Linked DNA regions of Homo sapiens: region 1 is linked to region 2. The links are chromatin contacts, found by Hi-C or POLR2A ChIA-PET in ENCODE. All regions are on one chromosome and are shown on one strand. The core of a region is the stretch at or near the end of the contact, and the rest is flanking DNA. Distances in the headings are between cores, read along the strand shown. Region 1 overlaps SEPTIN9 (septin 9). Region 2 overlaps SEPTIN9 (septin 9).

Region 1 (3,441 bases), core at 225-2,724, 37 kb before region 2:
TCACATCCAAGAAAGCATTGCCAACTCCAATGTCACGAAGCTTTCCTCCTATGTTTTCTTCTAAAGTAGCTGCTTCTCATATTTGCTCTTTCTATACTCCTTAGAGTCCTCTTGCATAAGGCAAAACAAACTCTATCTCTCCACTCTCATTCACAACACTCAGTGCTTCAGCTCTGACACCAGATGTGTGGTTTCCTCCCGCCGACCCCCAAGCAATTCTCCAATACTCAGCAGTCCCCAACTGGGTGTCCTGCAATTCAGTTCAATTCTGACACCAACCAGAGTTAGTGCAGATCCCATAGGTTAAGGGTTCCATCTCACAAGACTGCCCTCAACTTCAGAGATCAGTCGCAAGTGGTAAGACACCAGGTTACCCATAACTTCTGTCTGACTTGGCTACAAATTTGAGGTCTTCACAACTCCCTTCTCAGGTTCAATAATTTGCTTGAGTGACTCACAGAACCCAGGAAATCAGTTTACTTAAAATTGCTGACTTATTACAAATGATATTTCAAAGGATACAAATGAACAGCCAACTGGAAGAGATGCATAAGAAAGGTATGAAGGAAGCGGCATGGAGCTTCCACGGGAGGGTACACTGCCCTCCCAGCACCTGCAGGTATTCAACAACCTGAAACTCTACAAACCTCATCCTTTTGGGTTTTCAGGGAGGCTTCACTACATAAGCATGACATGAAATCTTTGGCCATTGATGATCAACTCAACCTTCATCCCCTCTTGCCTCGCAGGAGGTGGATGGGAAAGGCTGCAAGTTCTAGCCTTCTAATCACAAGGCTGGGTCCCCTGGCAACCAGCCCTTATCCCCAGGCTGTCCAGGAGCCTCCAGCCACCAGTCGCCTCCTTAGCAAACAAAAAGACACCCATCACTTTGGAGATTTCAAGAGTTTTAGGAGCTACATGCCAAACAAAGTTGGGGGACAGAGACTAGATAGATAGATAGATAGATAGATAGATAGATAGATAGACAGACAGACAGACAGATACATTGATTTTTGAGACAGAGTCTCCCTCTGTCATCCAGGCTGGAGTGCAGTAGTGCAATCTCGGCTCACCACAACGTCTGCCTTCCCGGGCTCAAACTATCCTCTCACCTCAACCTCCCAAGTAGCTGGAACCGCAGGCACACACCGCCACGCCAGGATAATTTTTTGTATTTTTGGTAGACATGAGGTTTCACCATGTTGCCCAGGCTGGTCTCAAACTCCTGAGCTCAAGGGATCCGCCTGCCTCAGCCTCCCAAAGTGCTGGGATTACAAACATGAGCCACTGCACCGAGCCCAGCCCAAATACATCTTTCTTATATCACAATGTCACCCCTTTGTGATCCCTTTAATAGTTAACTACCTCTTACAGTTAAGAACACTTTATATTACAAGTTGCTATTCAAATTGCCGGTGTGGTTTTTGTTTCCTGACTGGGCCCTGACTAATGCGCTGAAGCAAGTACAAGGAAGGAAGTAATGAAGATAACAGAGAAACTCAAGGAAATGGACACCAGAAAAGGGGAGTCCAATGCTGGTTCTTTAAAAAGATCTAGATTGATAACCTCCTAGCCAGGCTGCTGATGAGAGGGAGATGGCGAACATAAAGTCACAATAAAAGGAATGAAGTGTTTTCCTTACGGATCCTACCGACATTACAGTGACAAGGAACACAGGCACACCTCATTTCATTGTGCTTCACAGATACTGCACTTTTTACAAATTGAAGGTTCGTGGCAGCCCTGCATCAAGTAAGTCTGCTGGCACCATTTTTCCAACAACATGTTAACACTGTGTCTCTGTGTAGGAGTTTGATGATTCTTGAAATAGTTCAAACTTTTTCATTATTATTATATCTGCTATGGTGATCTGTGATCTCTTTTTTCTTTTTTCTTTCTTTGTTTTTTTTTTTTTGAGACAGAGTCTTGCTCTGTCTGGAGTGCAGCGGCGCGATCTCGGCTCACTGCAAGCTCCGCCTCCCGGGTTCACGCCATTCTCCTGCCTCAGCCTCCCGAGTAGCTGGGACTACAGGCACCCACCACCACGCCCGGCTATTTTTTTCGTATCTTTAGTAGAGACGGGGTTTCATCGTGTTAGCCAGGATGGTCTCAATCCCCTGACCTCATGATCTGCCCGCCTCGGCCTCCCAAAGTGCTGGGATTACAGGCGTGAGCCACTGCGCCCGGCCCTTTTTTTTTTTTTTTGAGATGGAGTCTCGCTCTGTTGCCCAGGCTGGAGTGCAGTGGAGTGCAGTGGTGTGATCTCGGCTCACTGCAACCTCCACCTCCCAGGTTCAAGCGACTCTTCTGCCCCAGCTTCCCCAGTAGCTGGGACTACAGGCACCCGCCACCACGCCTGGCTAATTTTGGTATTTTTAGTAGAGACGAGGTTTCACCATGTTGGCCAGGCTGGTCTCAAACTCCTGACCTCAGGTGATCCACCTGCCTCGGCCTCCCAAAGTGCTGGGATTACAGGCATGGGCCACCGCGCCCAGTGATCAGTGATCTTCAATGCCATTATTGCAGTTGTTTTTGGGGCATGACGAGCCACATCCAGATAAGACAGTGAACTTATTCAATAAACGTTGTATGTTCTGACTGCTCCACTGACTGGCTGTTCCCCGCTCTCTCTCCCTCTGCTCAGGCATCCCTATTCCCTGAGACTCAACAATATTGAAATTAGGCCAATTAATAACCCTACAATGGCCTCTAAGTGTTCAAGTGAAAGGAAGAGTCACCCGTCTCTCACTTTAAATCAAAAGCTAGAAATGATTAAGCTGAGTGAGGAAGGCGTGTCGAAAGCCAAGACAGGCAAAAGTGAGATCTCTTATGCCAAATAGCTAGCCAAGTTGTGAATGCCAAGAAAAAGTTATTGAAAGAAATTAAAAGTGCGATTCCAGTGCACACATGAAGAAGAAGAAAGCAAAACAGCCTTAATGCTGATATGAAGAAAGTTTGAGTGGTCTGGATAGAAGATCAAATCAGCCACAACATTCCCTTAAACAAAAGCCTAATCCAGGGCAAAGCCCTAACTCTCTTCAATGGTATGAAGGCTAAGAGAAGTGAGGAAGCTGGAGAAGGAAAGTTTGAGGCTAGCAGAGGTCAGGTCATGAAGTTTAAGGAAAGAAGCCATCTCTATAATGTAAAAGTGCAAGGTGAAGCAGCAGGTGCTGATGGAGAAGCGGCAGCAAGTTACCCAGAAGATCTAGCTCAGAGCACTGATGAAGGTGGCTACACTAAGCAACAGAATTTCAGCATAGATGTCCCACCTTCTACTGGAAGAAGATGTCATCTAGGATTTTCATAGCTAGAGGGGAGAAGTCAATGCCTGTCTTTAAAGCTTCAAAGGACAGGCTGACTCTCATGAGAGGCTAACGCAGCTGTTGACCGTAAGTTAAAGCCAATACTCATTGACCGTTCCAAAAATCCTAGGGCCCTTAA
Region 2 (3,393 bases), core at 344-2,843:
AGGAATCTGAGTCTCCACAGAGTGTCACTTCCCTGTGGCCACACAGTGAATGAGAGTTGCACACAGGTGAGCCCACGTCCATCAGACTCCAAGCTGGGCTGCACCCAAGCGTGTCTCTGCTGGACGGAGTCTCCTCCTTCCTCCATGTCCACCCGTCTTATGAATCAGGGTTTCCCTACACCAGGGTCTACAACTCACGGGCAGTCCTGACCCAGCCCCCTTCACTCCCAGGGCTGGGTGCAGCCGGGCTGGATTTGGGGATGGAGTGGGACAGGCTATTTTTACCTTTTGCCCCAGGAGGGAACAAAAACAGAACCTCAGATTAATGCAGCCTCCCGCGGCATGCGCTCCCTCTGCCCACACACAGGCCTTGGCCTGGGGCTGCTTGTTGGAGAGGCTCATGGCAGGCAAGTCCTAACTCGAGGAGATTTGCTGAGGTGCTAAGCCAAGCAAACCCGAAAGGCTGCCAGGAGGAGCGGCCCTGGGAGCACAGGCGGCCACCCTATTGCTGTAGAGCACGGCACTCTGGGGATGTCCCCTGGGCAATGCCATACAGCCACCCTTCAGAGAGCTTCAGGGACACATAACCAGCCCAGTCCCACCAACAGTGAGATAAGGGATCAGGCAGACCCAGACACCTCCCTGTATCTGATCACCATGCTGGCTGCTGGTCAAAGATGCCAGTTCCTCCCTGGAACCCTCCAGAAAGGCTCTTGCAGCATCCATCCATCCATCCACCCACTCATTTACTCCATTCACCCATCCATCCATCCATTCACCCATGGACCCCATCCACCCCACCACCCCTCCACACATCCATCCACCCATCCACCCAACCCACCTATTCAGCCCTTCACCCACCCACCCACCCACCAATCCATTCACCTGTCCACCTAATCCACCCATCCATCAACCCATCCACCCATCATCCATCCATCCATCCACCCACCCACCCACCCCCCCACCCACCCACTCATCCTTCCTTCCATCCATTCCACAACCCCACTCCTAAACTGTGACCAGATGGAAATGGGTGCAGCCAGCTTGTTTCTAAAGGCTCAGAGCGGAGGCAGAGTGAACTGCCCATCTGGCCTTCGTGTCCAGCAGCCCAGGCCTGTACACATGTTCCATAACTACAGGACACCAGACTCAGCAACTGGCAGCAGAATGAGCACAGTGTATCCTTCGCGGAACTAGTATTGACAGGGTACCCATCTCTACTAAGCCTGAGCTTCTCTGGTGCTGGAGGGAACCCCCAGATGGGCCCCAATTTTAGTTGAACCCATCCTCCAGGGAAAGCAACACCGTGAGAAATGCGTGTGACACAAGGCTCCAAAGAGGGTGTGGGTCGTGACTCCTGGAGTAACCAGGGAGGCTTCATGGAGGAGATGAGGACAAAGCTGAGCCTTGAAGGAGGGACCGGAGGACGCTGAGCAGGGACACCCACTTCTGCTTGCGAGGGTCTGACGGCAGGCTGTGAGCTGTACCTTAGCTCCGATTCACCCAACCCACAACCCCAGCAGGCAGGTGCTCCCGCCCCATTTCATAGAGGAGGAAGCGAGGCCCAGGGCTGGGCAAACTGCCCAAGGTCGCACAGCTGCGGAATTCACCTCCAGCACCCCCAGCCTGCCCCAGCCATGTCCGTGACCTCACCCAGCATCCTCCTCTTGGTGCCCACTCACTCTGCTCACTGCTAAGCAACAAAAACCCCACCAGGAAAACCCAGGGGTTCCTGGCCAGTCCCTCCAGACAGAAAGGCAGACCTCGGCGCAGATCTCCAGGAAGCAAGGATGGAAGGGCCAGCATCTGCCTCCCAGAAATGACAGCCTCCTTAAGACCAGGAGAGATGGCCCAGAGTGCAGCTCCGGTGGGCTGCCCAGGACCAGGAGGGGAGAGGAGCGGGGAGGAGGATGAACCCCACTCCCAAGGCTGCTGAGTGGCATACAGTGAGCCTGGACCCTCCAGCCCCAGCTGAGCTCACTTCCACGATGGCCATGAGCACCCCCTTCACACACCCGACTGGAAGCCGCACTGCATATAACGCACACGGGGTCACTATCCCCTGTTCCACACATCCCCACGCACACACCATCAGTGCACTACTGGGACATTCTGCTGTCCGGGGCTGAGAGTGAACCAGAACTCTGCCCATAAATCTAGCACACCCCACTGTGGAAACAATGGGGGGTAAGGAGGGGCCGCCCAGCAAAGAACAGGACACACGTTCCTGAGGATGGAGTCACTTCTGGCTGAGACATCTCTGCAGGGGATGCCGGCGACAAAGGCTGCCCTATCCTCCTCCCTGGGCCAGATGGACACCACCCCTGCCTTCTGCCCCCTAGCACCAGGCAAAAGGAAAATAGAAGAGGTTCCATCCAGGTTAAATACCCCAGGGCCTCTTATCCGTAGGAAACATGCTGGCCCACTCTCTCCAAACCCAGCATGGGGGTGGAGAAACGGTGGGGAAAACAGCATCTGTCTCAGATTTCTTGGGTGGAGTTTTTGTTTTATTTACACTGTTTATTTTTCTGATTTCCTAAAATGGGCATCTGGTGCCTGGCAGCCCTTGGCACAGAGAAGACGCAAAGCAAACCGTTCATAAGAAGGGGGCGAGCGCAGCCTGAGCATCCCCTGCTCTTGAACAAATTGCCAGGCTCAGCGCAGCCGCTGCCGCCACTGCTGTTCCCAGGAAGGGACCTCTGGCCACGAGCGGCTCCAGTTCAGCTCCTTGGACCTAATTATTCAGGCCTGTGTCTGAGTCCAGCAAAGAGGTAGCTAGAAAAGTCTCCAAGACATCTAACGATTCCGTGGCTCCAGTTGAGAAGTGAGTTATCTTTATGTGATTTTAAAATAAAACATACTCAGAAGGAGAGAAGACAATTGAAATCTAGCTGTCTGGAGTCATCCCAGATGAAAGTATTTGAGTTTTTGGGAGGCAAAGGAGGCAGGAAAGCCTGGAGTCAGATGATCAGAATTTGAACGCAGACCTCGCCAGGCCCTTGCTGTGGGCCCTGGGAGATGACTTCCATTTCCTGAGTCTCAGCTTCCTTGGGGACAGAGATGGTGCTTACTCATAGGTTGTTCCGAGTCAATGAGGTCACATGGCGCAAGTACTAGCACAGTGCCTGGCACAAAATTAAAACTCAATAAGTGATATTATTATTATTATTATTATTATTACTACTTTTGAGATGGAGTCTTGCTCTGTCACCCAGGTTGGACTGCAGTGGCACGATCTCAGTTCACCGCAACCTCCGCCTCCCAAGTAGCTGAGATTACAGGCACCTGCCATCACGCTCCGGCTAATTTTTGTATATTCGGTAGAGACAGGGTTTCACCACGTTGGCCAGGCTGGTCTCGAACTGACCTCAGGTGATCTGCCTGCCTCAGCCT

What was found. A loop is a pair of places that touch in the nucleus more often than their neighbours do. ChIA-PET counts read pairs that join two places held with the same protein, here RNA polymerase II (POLR2A).
Region 1: a map of breast epithelium shows a loop between it and region 2 (13-fold over the local background). The contact joins two enhancer-like sites. A Hi-C loop is called at or near these places in 1 of 168 maps with a recorded cell type or tissue (breast epithelium) and 1 of 37 single-sample maps with no recorded cell type. POLR2A ChIA-PET finds 5 or more read pairs at or near these places in 6 of 52 experiments (Caco-2, WTC11, activated CD4-positive, alpha-beta T cell and 3 more).

Annotation. Positions count from the first base shown.
Region 1 is chr17:77,340,549-77,343,989 of GRCh38, reverse strand. The region is part of intron 2 of SEPTIN9 (septin 9); the gene reads right to left. Among named protein-coding and RNA genes, the nearest start is that of MIR4316, 55 kb to the left of the region's middle. Within about 2 kb of position 1,474, at least 10 of the 41 ENCODE cell types and tissues checked have a DNase peak (open chromatin) inside an H3K27ac peak, as active enhancers do.
Region 2 is chr17:77,303,476-77,306,868 of GRCh38, reverse strand. The region is part of intron 1 of SEPTIN9 (septin 9); the gene reads right to left. Among named protein-coding and RNA genes, the nearest start is that of SEPTIN9-DT, 23 kb to the right of the region's middle. RefSeq lists an enhancer at 2,260-3,147. Within about 2 kb of position 1,593, at least 3 of the 41 ENCODE cell types and tissues checked have a DNase peak (open chromatin) inside an H3K27ac peak, as active enhancers do.